Linked DNA regions of Mus musculus: region 2 is linked to region 1. Evidence: chromatin loops called from intact Hi-C (ENCODE). Cell type or tissue: heart. All regions are shown on one strand.

The links. Hi-C counts contacts between places; a loop is a spot of excess contacts. Peaks named below come from ENCODE experiments on the same cell type or tissue, not always from the same donor. Only the 100,000 strongest peaks of a DNase experiment are listed, where the experiment ranks them.
Region 2: it touches region 1 in a loop (3.0-fold over the local background); 12 of 42 quality-filtered maps call a loop at or near these places.

The regions. Positions count from the first base shown.
Region 1 is chr6:116,124,977-116,132,976 of GRCm38, forward strand. The region is part of intron 3 of Tmcc1 (transmembrane and coiled coil domains 1); the gene reads right to left. Among named protein-coding and RNA genes, the nearest start is that of Tmcc1, 64 kb to the right of the region's middle. In heart, a CTCF peak has its summit at 3,906; no DNase peak of the experiment used is centred here; H3K27ac peaks cover 342 bases.
Region 2 is chr6:115,850,678-115,858,677 of GRCm38, forward strand. Mbd4 (methyl-CpG binding domain protein 4) reads right to left here and starts at 2,664. Exons shown (of 8, transcript NM_010774.2): 1 at 2,460-2,664; 2 at 1-162. The coding sequence starts at 2,533. It overlaps Ift122 (intraflagellar transport 122), which reads left to right and starts at 2,851. Exons shown (of 29, transcript NM_001167763.1): 1 at 2,851-3,032. The coding sequence starts at 2,992. In heart, CTCF peaks have their summits at 2,582 and 3,955 (motif pointing left); DNase peaks (open chromatin) are centred at 2,814 and 5,894; H3K4me3 peaks cover 2,315 bases; H3K27ac peaks cover 4,727 bases.

The DNA.
Region 1 (8,000 bases):
TGTAGTGCAGTTGGTTGAGTATTTAGATATAAAGAACAAAAACAAATCAGCCAACAATAGTCTATTTTCTACATATACACATCATTTGAGGGGACGCAGTAGTGGCTTTCTGGCAATTTCACTGTGACTTTTTGATTGTAGATAGAAGAACAAATTGGAAACAGAGTTTTCCATTTTATCTAAGTTTCTTTTTATAAACTAACTATCATGTCTCAAACCTTTTGTCAATTACTTAAGATCAATATTTTCCTTTTTGTCGTTTTAGGAAAATTAGTTTGTAGTTCATTTAATTTTTTGCCAATATACTTCTTTTAAAGATCTTCCATAGCTTCTGAACTTAGAACATACTGTCTACTCTAGATGCACAATAAAAACCAGCCAATATTAAACTATCCGTGCTATGGAAAAAGCAGCAAGAACTTATCCACCGTTCTACTAGCACTCTGGTCATGAAGAAGTTTGACTTTTCCCTAGATCCTAATTAACTCATTAAAAAAATTTTTTTTTTAGATTTATTTACTCGGTTTTGCCTGCATATACATCTGTATATCAAGAGTATGACTAATTCCATGTGGAGATAATAAGACAGTGTTGGATTCCCTGGAATTGGAGCTTTGGATGGTTGTGAACTGCCATGTAGATGCTAGGAACCAATCCTAGATCCCCTGTGTTACACATTTCTTCTAGGCACTGATAAGTTACCTAGCAACAGCCATGGTTGCTATAAAAAGACTGGCCTCCCTTTCTCCCTCTCTGATCCCTTTCTCTTTCTCTGGCCTCCCTCTCTGGCCTCTCTTGTCCTTTCCCCCTTCTCTCCATGAATTCATGGCAGGCCAATTCCTTCTCCCCCCTCCCTCTCCCTGTCCTTCTCTGTCCCCTCTCTTTTTCCCCCTGTACTCCATTCTCAACCCCACTTCCCATGCTCCAAAATAAACTTCATTTTATACTAACCCTATTGTACAGCTGGTACCTTAGAGGGGATGCCTCAGCATGGGCCTGCTAAGGCCCTCCCTCCCTGCTGCATCAGCCCATGTTTTACAGAACTTACTACTCTGTATCAGCAGCAAGTGCTCCTAACTCCTAAGTCATGTCTCCAGGCCCTAGTTACATAATTTTAAGAGAGGCTATGGGCAGGTAAACAACCTTACAAAATAATATACCAACTATATCAGGAAAAGCTTGATCATTGAATGGCCTGTTAAAAGTCAATATTGTCAAGGCATATTAATAAGGTTACGTAAGTATGGATTTTGCCTTCATTACCATTTCTTAGTATAACTCTAAAATGTTGTATTGTGTCATGAGATTTCCATATGAATTCTCCACACCCACCCATACTCACAATGCATAAATACCTTCACAAACACTGCTTATTTAGCTGGTTATCACAGTAAATAAGATAGATTTTAGACATTCTAAATAACCCTTTGTTAATTTCTTTAGAAACATAAGCATATACAACATCACTACTCAAATTTTAATTATAGTATTAAAAGTAACTCTATAGCTAGGGAGATGTCTCAGCAGACTTAAGCCTCTGCTGCAAACCTCACAACCCACATGAGGCTAGATGTGGTGGATGCCAGCACTCTTCTGGAGAGACTGGGGGTGGGCAGAGACAGGAGACTATAGAGATATTTTCAAAGTCTTACCTATACACAAAGCAAGAGGCATACATTAATGTAAAATGTGTAGTAATTATGACTTTTTAAATGTCAAGGTTCAAAAGTGAAATCTTATCTGCTTAAATTGACCAGTGAGATCAAAGGTCATGCTGATGTAACAACCAAGTAAAATTTTAACACATATTTGTCAATTTCTGAAATACACACTTTGCTAAGTTCACTTCTGTGCCAACTTGCCAAAGCTGCCTGTTTTTCTTAAGAAAGTTATGCTGTGATCACTAATGAAAACAATTTATTCTAGAGATTGTCTTATATTTAATGTCTGAGCATTGTTTGTCTCTTTAAAGTGAGGCCTTGCCAGTGTTCTAGATAATAAGAATGGTGATCTCCTTGGGAAGCTAGTTTTCCTTCTAGCTTTTAAAACTCAAGGTTATGACAAAGGACCAAGGCCCTGTGAACAGAAACCACATTCATGTTAAATTCCTTTAGAGTTCCCTTTACCCTAAAGCATAGGACTTTTTTTTTTTTTTTTTTTTCCACTGAGACAGGGTTTCTCTGTATAGCCCTGGCTGTCCTGGAACTCACTTTGTAGACCAGGCTGGCCTCGAACTCAGAAATACACCTGCTTCTGCCTCCCAAGTGCTGGGACTAAAGGCGTGCGCCACCACACCGGGCTAGGACTACTTTTTAAGATAAAGGATAATAGGTTAAATTTAATTTTTTGTTTGTTTTCATGCAAGGTCTCTCTATAGAAGCTGAGCCAACTTCCAACTTGGATCCTCTTGCCTAGCCTCCCCAGAGCTGGGATTGATTATAAGCAAGCACTACTACGAATGGCTCAAAACTTAAAGAATGGACTCCAATTTGCTTTATATTAATCTTCATCCTAAAACTTGCTGTTTCTGGGGCTGGTGAGATGGCTCAGCAGGTAAGAGCACTGACTGCTCTTCTGAAGGTCCTGAGTTCAAATCCCAACAACCACATGGTGGCTCACAACCATCCGTAATGAGATTTGATGCCCTCTTCTGGTGCGTGTGAAGTCAGCTACAGTGTACTTATGTATAATAATAAATAAATCTTTAAAAAAAAAACCTTGCTGTTTCTGAACATAAGAAATATGATTCAGATTTGAAAGACAAACATATAACAAATCTACCTATGATGTTAAACTTTGCGCAATTCACTCATTTCTTTCATATTTTCCAATGTATTGGAATGTAAGTTTCTCAGGTATATCCTAAAGATTCTTTAGGTTTCATTGATATCCACTGTCATGTCTTTCATTTATCAACGTCAGTAACACCTTCTTTTACTTCCAATCAAACAACCACATTAAAGATTGACTTTTTTAAAAAAAGGATTGATTTATTTTGATTTTATGTATGACTATTCTGACTGCATGTATTTCTGTGTAACTCACTTGTATTGTGCTCTTGAAGGACAGAAGATGGAGTTAGATTTCCTGGAACTGGAGTGACAGGTGGTTGTGACCTATGAAGTGGGTGCTGGAAACCTGAGTCCCCTGCAAAAAGCAAGTGCTCCTACCTGCTGAGTCATCTCTCTAGCTCTATAAACAAAGTCTTCTGGGACCACCATGGACACACTGAACAGCAAGCCTCTCAGTGATTTCCTGACTCACCACAGTAACACTGCAATTACACATGTGCCCTACCACAACTGGCTTTCTGTGTGGGTTCTGGAATCTGAATTCAAGTTGTCTGGCTTGTACAGCCAAGTGCTTCTGCCCACTAAGCCAACTCCCTGACCTCACCACATTCACATTACATTATTTTAAATTTGTCTACAAAGGATGTAACTACACACTCCAGCTCTAAGGGCTAAAGACTAACAATCCCAAAGTTACTTAACTTGGTGATCAGTTGTAAGAGACCAAAATTATGTTTTCATTTTTAATTTATGGCCACTTTTCTAGTCGGTATTATTAACTGTCTATAAAACATTCCCTTGTAGGTATCAACAATCCAAACAATATTAAATATACAGAATATAAAGATCTTTGCTAGAGTTTATAAAAACTACACAGCATTTTTCCAATGTTAATTGAGAAAATAAATAGTACTTCCTTAAGGTTTCTAAGCAAATCTTATTGCTTAAAATTCCTTACCTTTTCCCATTTCAATTGTCAAACTCTACATCTTCTACTATTTGTTCCACAGCTATAGTAATCAAGTCAATTCAATTTACAAGAGCATATGCTTCATTCCTAAATCTCATTCCCTATTTCTCATCTCCTCCTGTACTGGCCTAGGACCCCACCTAGTGGACAGCAACAGGAATCACCCTTTCTACTTTTTCCCTGCACAAAACACTGGTTTACTAGATTAGTTTATTGGTTAACTGATACTATTCTAGCAATTTCTTTAACAGGTACTGTTTGGCTTTGAACCCTGGGACAAGAGACTGGGGTGCATATTTTACATATCAAAGCCGACCTGGCCTCCAGGTTCTCCCAGCATTCCTCAGTCCCTACCTGGCATACCCTGCCCCCAACCCTGAACTTCCCAGCCCATGGGCTGGGGCTGTCTTTTCCCCAGCAGCTCTTCCCTATAATCCAGATAGTTTGGGTCCCTCCCACACCCCACATCTCCTTCTCCCTCTCTCTGTGTGGTGCCATTTCTCTCTTTCTCTTCCCTTTCCCCACTTCTCCCCCTGGACTTTCCTGGATCAGTCCTTGGGGCCAGTAAACTGGACAACCTGAGAAACTTCTCAATAAACCTGAATTTAATAAAATATAATGTGGCTTGAACTGGCTCATTACACTGGCAAAGAAATAACTTATCACATATATCTCCCTCAAAACACTTACTGTTTATATATTATATAATATAGCAGTGAATATACTACTATAACATAGTATAGCTACTATAATATAATAGTATATAATATATATAATAATATATAATATATATATATTATAGTAGTTAATCCCAAAGAGCACCCAACTACAGCCTAATAAAAATAGTACATCTCTTAATTTTGTCTCTAAAAGGGAAAAGAGAATAGAGAATTCTAAAACAAATAGTGAATTCTCAACTTCAATAACAAGGATCAATGACTCCAAATTTTTTTCTTTAGAAGATCCAAGATTTGCATTGACCTTTTCGTGTCCCTCTAAGTTTGTTCTCAGAAACTTTGATTTCTTTCTATTTTATAAAAGCAGCAGAGTGTAAAGGACAGATTCTTGCTGCACTTACTATGTGATCACACTGTAGCACGTAGCACAGGGTGCAGACAGCATTCTAACAAGATATTAGAAGAATGGCTTTTTGGCCTACAGTGTCAATCTTCATATATACCATTTCTTTCTAACTGAAATTTAGAGTGGCTTTACCCATAGGAACAATTGTGCTTCATGACCGTCACCTCACAGCTAAGCTCTCTGAAACCTTAGCTAGATTTTCTTCTGTGTTATTCCATTATGAATAAAACTAGAAAAAAAAACTCTCTTGTATTTTCAAAATTTACTTATAACGGTTTTTTATTATAATATTAGTATAATATATCATTTCCTCCCTCTAATCCCTCCCACATATCCCCCCTTTACTCTCAAATTCATGGTTAATTATTGATACTATATATATTACATACACTTTATTCCTAAACACAACCTGCTTATATTATGCTACTTATGGTATTATTATGCTATCTATGATATCAGGGATAACTACTTGGTATTAAATAACCAATCAGGCGGGCTCTTCCAATTTCTAACTACATGCTAAATATCTGTTCTTATATCTATAGATAGATTTAGTTCTCACTCCTCATTAAAGAAACACACTTTTTTTTTTTCTTTTTCTTTTTTCGAGACAGGGTTTCTCTGTGTAGCCCTGGCTGTCCTGGAACTCACTCTGTAGACCAGGCTGGTCTCGAACTCAGAAATCCGCCTGCCTCTGCCTCCCGAGTGCTGGGATTAAAGGTGTGTGCCACCATTCCCCGCTCAAAGAAACACATTTTTGTAAGAGACAAATTATTACAGAAAACTACAACCAATCAAAATACAGAAAACAAGAGATCACATTGTGACCAATACAAATTACATCTGTAATAGAATTCCTGTACCTAAGGCTTAGGGATCATATCAGAAGAGGAGGAGGAAGATTGTAAAGATCTGTCAGAGAAGCTACAGGCCCATGAAGTCTTATCAGACAAGCCCTGAACACCAAGGGACATAACTAACATAGAAGGGATCTCAGCCCTAGACAGCTACGGGCAACCAGGAAATACTAAGAAGAGGAAAATTTATCTCCCTCAAGGAAGAATCTCTAATTTTCAACATGCAAGTCCCTTTCAGAAAATTTTAGTACTTCTCTATTTCCAATCACATTATCAAACTAATTTAGCTTTCCACTCACATTGCTCAGACCTTTATTCCTAAGCTAAAAAATTTAAATTTAGTTATGTATATTAATTTTTTCTCTATGTCTCCTGAAGTTCTGCTTATTCTATGTAAGGTATAAAGAATTAACTTACATAGCCCTAGCTTTCCAGGGAGCAACTAAGTATTTGTACTGCTTTTGGGCCTCTTAGCTAAGATTAAATCTTAAAATGAAGTCTTTGTTATAAGAAAAGATTGGTTGATTAAGAGATCCAACATAGACCTTGGGGCTCCACATATATACTCAAAAGAATCTGATCTATGGGTAGTATTGACATTTTGTTGAAGTTCGAGTGTTAGCATTTTGAATCTTTATAAGCTTATCTGTGGCCACAGCCATGTATGTTCTAAGGTATTTCTGGTAGAAGGACTGGAGAGATTGCTCAGTGGGTAGAGGATATTTTCTGTGAAACCTTGAGGACCTGAGTTCAAACCCCCAACTCTAGAACCCAGATTGGACGCGGGCATATGTGCATATAAACTCCATATAGAGAGCCCAAAAGCATTTTCTGTGTGTTCATAGGTAAGGATCAGAGAATTATCAAAAATATTGCAGGAGAACTATAAATGCAAACTATTAAAATTGAGCCAATTTTATAAAACAGCCAATTTAAAAAAATCAAAGGGTTTAAAATAAAACCATCTAAATTTTCATAACTAAATGCCATTTGCTAATATTTTATTATATATAAATTTTATAAATTACAGAAAGAAAAACTATGACATTCTTGTACACAGAATACAGTAGCTAGAAAACATACCCATCTAAGGCTGGGTGTGGTGTCAGACACCTTTAATCTCAGGAAGCAGAGGCAGGTAGACCTCTGTGAGTTCAAGGATAGCCTGTTCTCCAGTGAGTTCCAGGCCAGTCAGGGCTACACAGTGAGATCTGTCGCAAATAAATAAATAAATAAATAAATAAGAAAGATTACTTAAGCTCTGAAACTTTCTGGTTGTGAAACAAGTTAGTTATGAAACTATGAGCATACTTAACTTCCTATGTTTCTGCTGTCTCATCAACAACAATGAAAAAACAAGCTATCAAAGCCAAGTATAGGGCTGTTTGAACATCAAAGAGAAATTTACATGTGTTTAAACATACTTCCTGCAACATTATAAGCAAATAAATGAATAGCAGCTATCATTTTGAATATCATTACATACCATAAGGTCCACTCCTAACTCTTAATTTCAAGGATTATTTTTAAGACAACTATATTGTAATGTATTTTCATATTCTCTAATATATAAAATGCATAAACGAAAATATTACAGCAAGGTATATCACAGTATTATATAATCAGTAAAAATTTATAGTGAAATTGTGATATAGAAAAATCACAGTTACAGTTTTAAAAAACTCATTATTGAATGAGTTTCTGGTTCTACTTTAAGAATTAATAATACTGAGAAAAAAAGGTTTTTAATTTCCTCAATTGTTTTTCAAACGCAAGTACTATATTAAAAAAAAATCCTACTAAAATTTTGTCAAGAGCTATTTTTATTCTTCTTTTCCTTTCTACATTTTCAAAGTTTTTTACACTGAGCACATTTCTTTAGAGTTCAAAACATTTAGTTTTTAAATTTTAAGTACAGAGCACTTTTGAGAAAAATTGCTTTTGTGAACTCATTTAAAGATGATTCTCTAACTGATGTGAACTGACCAAGTTTATTCTGCCCATCTGTATTACAGACATATGTGGAGATGAGACAACTAATTTAATACATTTGTAACAAATAGTTTGAGTATGTTAAAACGGTTTTTCAATAGGGAAAAATTGATCCCAGTAAACAAAAAGGGAAACCAGAACCACTGGGCTGGGTAGTTGAGTTGTTAAAGTGCTTGCCTAGAATACAAGGACCTGGGTTTAATCCACAGCACTGGATCAACTGGATATGGTAATGCAGGGTTAAAAATCCTACCACTTGGATTGAGTGATAGTGGTGTACGCCTTTAATCTCAACACTCCAGAGGC
Region 2 (8,000 bases), 270 kb before region 1:
CTTTCCCATCCACACGGGACAGGCTTGTGGCCTTCTGTCGCTGTAGTACTAGACAGAGTAGAAGCAGTGGGCTCTTGGAGAAGGGAGCTGCGCTCACTGCTTATCACCAGGTCCTTTCCATCTTCTCCCACTCCTCCCAGTCCAACAGCAATATCTTCCTTGCTGGAAAAACAAAACCCAAGTGATGAACTTAAAATTGCTTTTACCCTGCTTCCTCAGTTTCTGCCCACAGCAGTATGAGACTGTATAAAATACAAATTAAAGTCAGTGAGCTAGTCTTGTGCCATGAGGATTGTCCAGCTCTAACAACTTCTTGTCCTTCAACATGAGTGTCCTCCTCCACCTTGATTTTCAAACAGGGTTTCTCTGTGTAGTCTTGGCTGTCCTGGAACTCACTCCATAGACCAGGTTGGCCTCCAACTCACAGAAATTTGCTTGCTTCTGCCTCCCAGATGTTGGGAAGAAAGGCATATACCATCACTGCCTAGCTCAACATGGGTTTTTAAATGTTAGGACTCTCCACACAGTATACCTGCTAAACTTTTTCTTAATTCACACTATAGGGATTCAATAAAGGATTCTGATAACAGTTGTTGGAAGTCTGAGATATGAGCCAGTAACTGAACTTTTCATCTGAGATCAGACAAACTGCTCAAATGAATCACCCCCTCTTTCCTGCAAACATGTAAGGGGAACACTTCACATATGTGTGCATTTTTGAGAACCAACAACTACCACTTTTGTAAAATAGCATGGCCCTCCAAAAGCTACATAATTTCTGGTAAGAACTTCCAGCTCTCTTTCAGTCTTGATTCTCATCACTTTGTGAGGTTAAAATGTACTCTCATTGGGTGGTGAAGAGATGGCTTAGCTGTTAAGAACACGAGCTACTCTTGCAGAGGTCCTGAGTTCTATTCCCAGCAACCACACGATGGCTCACAATCTTCTAACTGTAATCACATGGGACCTGATGCTCTCTTCTGGTATGCAAGACAAAGCACCCACACCCACACCCCATGTATATAAAACATATATATAACATAAATAAATAAATCTCTAAGAATTATTTTACTCTTATTGACAAATTGTGTGATAACAAAATCAAATCACCTGCAGAGTGGACCCCGAAACCTAGGCCCACCTAATACTTCTCCCATACTGTTATGGGGGGGGGATAGTTCCCACAAAACCTCCAGTGCAGTGGATCTCTTCCCCCTTTAAAGAATTTATTTATTCTTATTTATGAGCACCATGAAGGTGCTGAGGCCTGAATGGACTTAGATCCCCTGGAGCCAAGTTATAGATGGATGTGAGCCTCTGCTGTGGGTGCTGGGAACCAAACCCAGGTCCTACAGAAGAGCAGTAAGTGCTTTAAACAATTGAACTATCTCTCCAGTGTTTAGTACAGTGTATTTTAATCACTAAACTATACATTTTAAAAGTGAGGGGTTGGAGAGATAGCTCAGTGGTTAAGAGCACATATTCCAGGAGACTCCGTACCCACATCAGGCAGCTTATAACACCCTGCCTGCAACTCCAGCGCCAGTGAACCTGACACCTCCTCTGGTCTCCACCAACACCTACGTATATAGACAAACACATAAAGAAAAAAAAGTGGGTCTCTAGAGAGACCTTCTAACCCAACCTACTTTCTACAAATAGGGAAATAGGGACACTAAGCAAGACCTAGAGACTAACCACAATTAGAACCATGGCATTCTTAGATGGAATTTGGCGTTAGGTATCAGCTAGAAGGATCTTATAGGGAGACAAGGTAACTGAAACCTGAGGGAATCCCTACAAAACTGTTAGGTTAACAAAATGGGTCAAAACCCCAGCTCGCTACTTATTATTAGCTGATCTTCCAAAGAGAAAGTCACTTTGAGCTCAAAATCTCCGTTCTCCATCTGTAAAAAGGAAGTAGCATTAAAAAAAAAAAAGTTTTGTTGTTTGCTTTTGAGCCGGGAATCTTATGTACCATAGGCTAGCTTTGAACCCACGACGTACCAGAGACTCATCTTCAACTTCTGATCCTCCTGCCTCCACAGGCAGACGCCGCCAAGCCCGGATATTCGGTGCTGTCGCTCGAACCCTCGGCTTTGTGTTTACTACGTAAACACTACCAACTTAGTTAAATGCCCAGCCCTTAAAAGTGTTTGAGCGCCCAAGTTTTGGGACATGCAAATACGTGCATCATTTTAGCCCGGACACAACAGTAGCTTCCTCTGTGACTTGTCATAGGGCTATTTCTGAGGGTCCCTTCCGGCCCAGGCTAACCTGCTTGCATCACAAAACCTCCCTTGTCCTCCAAGCTCCCCAGTCAGTTCGGCCAAGGAATCGGGTACACCCTAGTCTTGTTCCCACAGGGCGACAGCTCTAGGTGCCACCTTGTGTTAAAGGTTAGGAAGACCCACACAAGAGCGACTCCTCTGAGGCCCGAGAGAGGTTTAATAACTTGCCAGCGATCCCAAGGCGGGTCTGGAACTAGGCTCTCTCCACGGACTCTGTTGTCCCCAAGGTTTGGGCTCTCCATCCCTGCTGCTTTGGTCCACTGGGGCGCAGCTGCAGCTCCAGGCCGAGAGGTGGAGTAAAACACAACTCAAACCACTGAGCCGAATCCAAACACCGACGTGAAAGTCAATCAACCCACACAGCAGCCTTCCCGCCACCGCTTCAGCTACAGATGCCACAGCCAGGGTCCCGCCAATCAAACCCTCTGTCGTCAAGACTCCCCGCCCCACCCACCTTTCCGGACCAATCGCTCGTGTCATACTTACGCTTCCGCCTCCTGCGTCCCTACGCGCCCGGCGCTTCGGCGGAGGAGGTGGGCTCCCTTTTGTACATGCGCACTTGGAGCTTTGGGAAACTCATGCGCGGTTCATTGCGCATGTGCGTTGCTAAGGGTAGCGCAGGTAGCTGAAGTGGTTTGTGGAAAGAAGCCTGTTGCTGCCGAGGCTGGGAGGAGGGGCCCGAAGCGTGAGGGAAACGGCGATGAGGGCCGTGTTGACGTGGAGAGACAAAGCGGAGCAGTGGTGAGGAGCGGGAACTTCGGGGATGGCGGGGAGGCGGCAGGAACCGGCGCATTGCCATGGCAACGGGCCTGCGGCCTGGACCGAGGACTCTGATTCCGTGCCTTCAACTTCCCAATGGAAGAGAAGCTGAGATTCCTGGAGGGGCATAGGGATCATCTGAGGGAGGCTGGAGCAGTTTATACGTCATCATCATCCAATTTCACTTCTCTCTTCTCAAAATTCCTCACCCACCAGTGTTTTCTCAGCTTCCTAACCATCCTCAAAGTGCCCACACTTTTGTTTATCTGACATTCTTTAAATTTCTCCTGTTTTTGTTGGTTTGTTTTTGAGATAGAGCCTCACTTTAAAGCTCTGGTTGGTCTGGAATGCACTATGTTGACCAAGCTGGCGTTGAACTCACAAAGATACATATGCTTCTAGCTCCCCAGTGCCGGGATTAAAAATTTTCGAGCAGGAACAAACAAAACGGTGTGAGTAACTTGCATCTCGGTTCTGAGCATTTCCACCTGAGCTGAGATCTACTGTGTCTGAAACAGGACATTTCCATGTACGGTCAGAGAAACATGTAAGATGCGATCAAGTCAAGACATCTCTTGATTGGGAAGTTTGAGGAGTATTTTCAAAATTAGTACTTAAGAGTGAGCTTAATTTAAAGCTTAATTTTAAATACTGAGGATTAAGGCTTAGTATTTAAGAGCACTTTGGATAAGTTCCAGGACAGTCAAGTCTACACATAGAAACCCTGTCTTTAAAAACAAAAACAAACGAACAAAAAAGAAAAAGAAAAAAATATATAGTAAAAAAAAATATTGGGCTGGAGAGATGGCTCAGAGGTTGAGAGAACTGTCTGCTCTTCAAGCGGTTCTGAGTTCAAGTCTCAGCAACCACATGATGGCTCACAACCATCTATAATGACATCTGGTGCCCTCTTCTGGCCAGCAGGTGTATATGCAGGAAGAATGCTGTATACATGATAAATAAATCTTTAAAAAAAAATCAAAAAGTGTTTTAAAAAGAGAGAATGACAATAGAATGACTCTGTCATCTTAATTAATTTGGTATGATTTGATATCCTATTCTATTTTGTCATTAAAATCCACCAGCCAGGAACACATTTCAGGAAATTCTGGCTTGACTAATTCTCAGCTTGACTCAGAGTCTTCTTAGATGGTCTGGTCTGTTCCCCACCACTGTCTGTCCTGAGACTTTTCCTTGTGAGACCTTTCCTGAGATCCTGAACGTCCCTCAAGGCTGGCTTTGGAGGAACTTGCACAAAGAGCAGCTAGTGCTGACATGATTCCAACACTAGCTAAGACCTTGTGCCCTTTACCTCAGTGTCTCTTCACAGCAGCTCTAGGTAGGTACTGTCATTATCTCCACTTTACAGATGAGAAAACTGACTTATAGAGAGGGCAGATAGGTACACATATCTGGGTGTGATGGAGCCAGCTTGCAAGCTCAGGCCACCCTGTTTCAAAGCCAGTTCTCCCAGGCTCTGATTTCAGTTAGGTGAGTCACGTGAATGGGTGGCCCTTACTTGTATTAAATAGAAGGGATTTCTGTTACTTGCGGGACATTTTTGTACACCCTGCTACTTGGAACGCATCACCTTGCCAGCGCCTTTCATTTTCATAAACACCTTTGAGGAGGTTAGCAGTAGGGTGCTCAGCAGTTGAAGGAATCTGCTGCCAAGGATAATGATCTGAGTTCGATCCCTAGGGCTCACATGGTGAAAGGAGAGGACCAAGTTGCCCTTTGACCTCCAAAAGTGCTCCATGGTACACATGCCTCAATAAATAGCTCAGCACTTAAAGAAGGCTTTGATAATACTTTTTTGAGACAGGGTCCCATGTAGCCCAGCTGGCCTTAGGCTTCTAGTTCTCCTGCCTCATCTTCAGCAGTGCTGAGGTAATAACAGAGTTTATTACTTGTCTCTTCACTCTAGTATAAGATTACCCACAGCCAGGGGTGGTGGTCCATGCATGTCTTTAATCCCAGCACTCAGGAGGCAGAGGAAGTTGGAGCTCTTTAAGTTTGAGGCCAGCCTGGTCTACATAGTGAGTTCCAGCATAGCCAGGGCTACACAGTGAGACAATCAAACAAACAAAAAGGAGCACCGGTGCACAAGGTGGCAGTCACTGGCAACCAAGCATTGGCTTCCATGTCAGAGCAATAGGGAGTAACAAGGGCTGTGGCAAACTGGAAGGCTCCCACTCTGCATGAAAGGGGCAGCTGCTGCTCTGCTCCTGCCAATTATCATGGGTAGAAATTTGGCCTAGTGTGTGCAGATCTTCCTATTTTTACCAGAAGCTAGGAATCTGCGTTTGAAGTGTGAAATGTCCTGATTTTTTAAATGTTGGCACCTAATTAGAAAAAAAAAAAAAAAAAACAAAGTAAAACACCATGTGAGCCAAGCAAAACATTTGCTGGTCAAATGCAGCCTGCTCTGCTCTGTTCTCAACCCCTGGCACAGAATTTTGTTCGTTCTGCTCTTGTGCTTAAGAGTCTGTTGGGTGTAAGAGTTATTTTTTAATCTGTTTATCCCAGAAGTCTTTTAACCTTGTAAAAGCAATGGCTGTATTTTGTTTCCAAATGTTTCTGGAGCCTTTTAGTATTTAGTGAGTAGATGTGTGTGTGTTCATGGAGGAATAAGTGAATGAAAGACCAGTAAGGACTGGCTACCTGCTTTTAGGGCTGTTACAGATTTGAAGCAGTCTATTAGAGCAGGAGGTGCAGAGATTCTGTAGGCCAGCAGCCTGATGATGGCTACATATGCCAGCTGACGTAATGGAAGGAAACAGAACAAAACTCACACCTAGATAGAATCCAGCCATCCCAGATGCCCTGACTAGCCCCGCCCCGACTCAGTCACAGGCTCCTGCTCTGTGCTTGTGCTTCTGGTCTGTTCTTCATCCAGCAAAAGAACTCACTCAGGTCCTGATACTGTGCTTCTGTTGCTCTGCTCCTCATAAACCCAGAGTGACCCCTTCCATGTCTTTTGCTGGGTGGTCCCCTGGCGTTCTTGCCTCTAGGCTTGCTAACATTTAGATTATGCCTTGGAGCTTAGCCAAAAACTCCATTTTCCTACCCAAAGATCCTTCTTAACTTATTCTTTCCATCTCCTCTCTCCCTCTTACTTCCCCTCCCCCTCTTTTGTTCTTTCTTTGTGTGTGTGGAATGTGCATGCATGTATGTATGCAGATGAACTTGACTGTGCATGGGCATGGGTAGGTCAGAGGTTGGCATTGGTATCTTCCTCTATTTCTGTCCACCTTATTTTATTACTTATTTTTTATGTTATGTAGGTAGGTGTTCTGCCTGCATGTATGCTGGGCACCACCTGAGTGCCTGGTATCAGCAGATGCCAAAAGAGGCAATCAGATCCCCTGAAACTGGAGTTACAGACAGTTGTGAGCCACCATGTAGGAGCTGGGAGCCCATACCCTCTACGAGAGTAAAGAGTACTCTTAAATCTTATTTTTTTGAGATAAGGGTTCAACGGTGAATTTGAATTCACCATTTAAGCTAAACTGGTTAGCCATCAAGCCCCTGGGACCTGCCTGTTTGCCCATCTTAGTCTCTGGGGTTACAGGTTTGACTTGTTGGCTCAGGCTTTACTTGGAATACTGGGGATCTAAACTCAGGTCTTCATGCTTGCTTGCAGAGCAAGCACTTTACCCAGTGAGCTATCTCCTGACCTCTAAATGCTTTCTCTCTTAATTTTTTCTTTCTGAACTTTTATCTTTCTTCCTTCCTTCAATATGCTGCTCTAGGTTCATCTCAACCACAGTGCCTTAGTAGGCTAGCCCACCTTATTCCAGGCAGGCTAGCCCACCTTATTCCAGGCAGGCTAGCTAGAATTGAGAGATATTGTGATTGATTGAGGAAGCTAGGGGTGTGGCTCAGTGGCAGAGAGCTTGCCCAGCATGTGTGAGGCCCAGAATTCTTAGCACCACATTAAAAATTTAATGAAGTGATATAATTTGTCTGAGATTGCAAATCCCTGCTACTCAGGAGGCTAAGACTAGGAGAACTTCAGCCTAGGAGAGAGCTCGTCTCAAAAAAAGTAGAGGGAAGTCTTGGGTCTCAATATGGGATTGTCGGGGGAAGACAAGAAAGAGTAAGCAGGGTAGCATGTATGCCTTGTAGTGGCTTTCAAGGGCACCTTGGGATTTCAGTATGCAGAGGATTTCAGTTGGCAGGGCTCACCTCTCATCTCTCAGCAGTGAAATCTGAGCATGCAGTTTTTCTTTTTCATAAAAGAGGACAAGTTGGGAAAGAGCCTGCCATGGTAGCACAGACTGACGGAGGGCAGTAAGTCTCCAGCCCTAGAGTATGCTGGCTGAGGCTAGATGGTCATGTGGAGAGAGCATTTGCCCTGGGTGGAATGTGCGAGTCCATGATAAAGTCTGCATCCTTACTAATTTGGGGGGGTCTGTGATGTTGTAATATTATTAAAACCCAGGAGTGGGGTTTAAACATAAAATCCTGGCAAGTTGCCAGTTATGATCAGTGTGTCAGGCCCCTGGTCTAACATATAACATAAAACTTGGTTATTGCCTTCAGGTTGAAGACAAGTGTATTAAGGAGGCATGTTATGAAACAGTCGAATACAGAAGGCTAGGTGCTTGAGAGTGAGACTGAGTTGTTTAGATTCTAAGTACAGCAAGAGGTGACTTGGGCATCAGACTGTTTGCTGCTCTTCTTTTTGGAGCTCCAAGTTTGGTTCCCAGCACCCATGTTGGACATTGCATAATCACAAGTTAGATATGTATGTTGTAAGTACTTCAGGACATCCAGAATGTGAACTTTAACATCTGGGAAGATTGTTCAGGCTTAGCCCAAATAAAGTAACAAACATGGAGATGACTTAGTAGGTAAAGGTCCTTCCTACCAAGACAGACAACCTGAGTTTGATCCCTGGGACCAACAGTACTCCGGAAAGAACCAACCCCTGCTAGTTGTTCT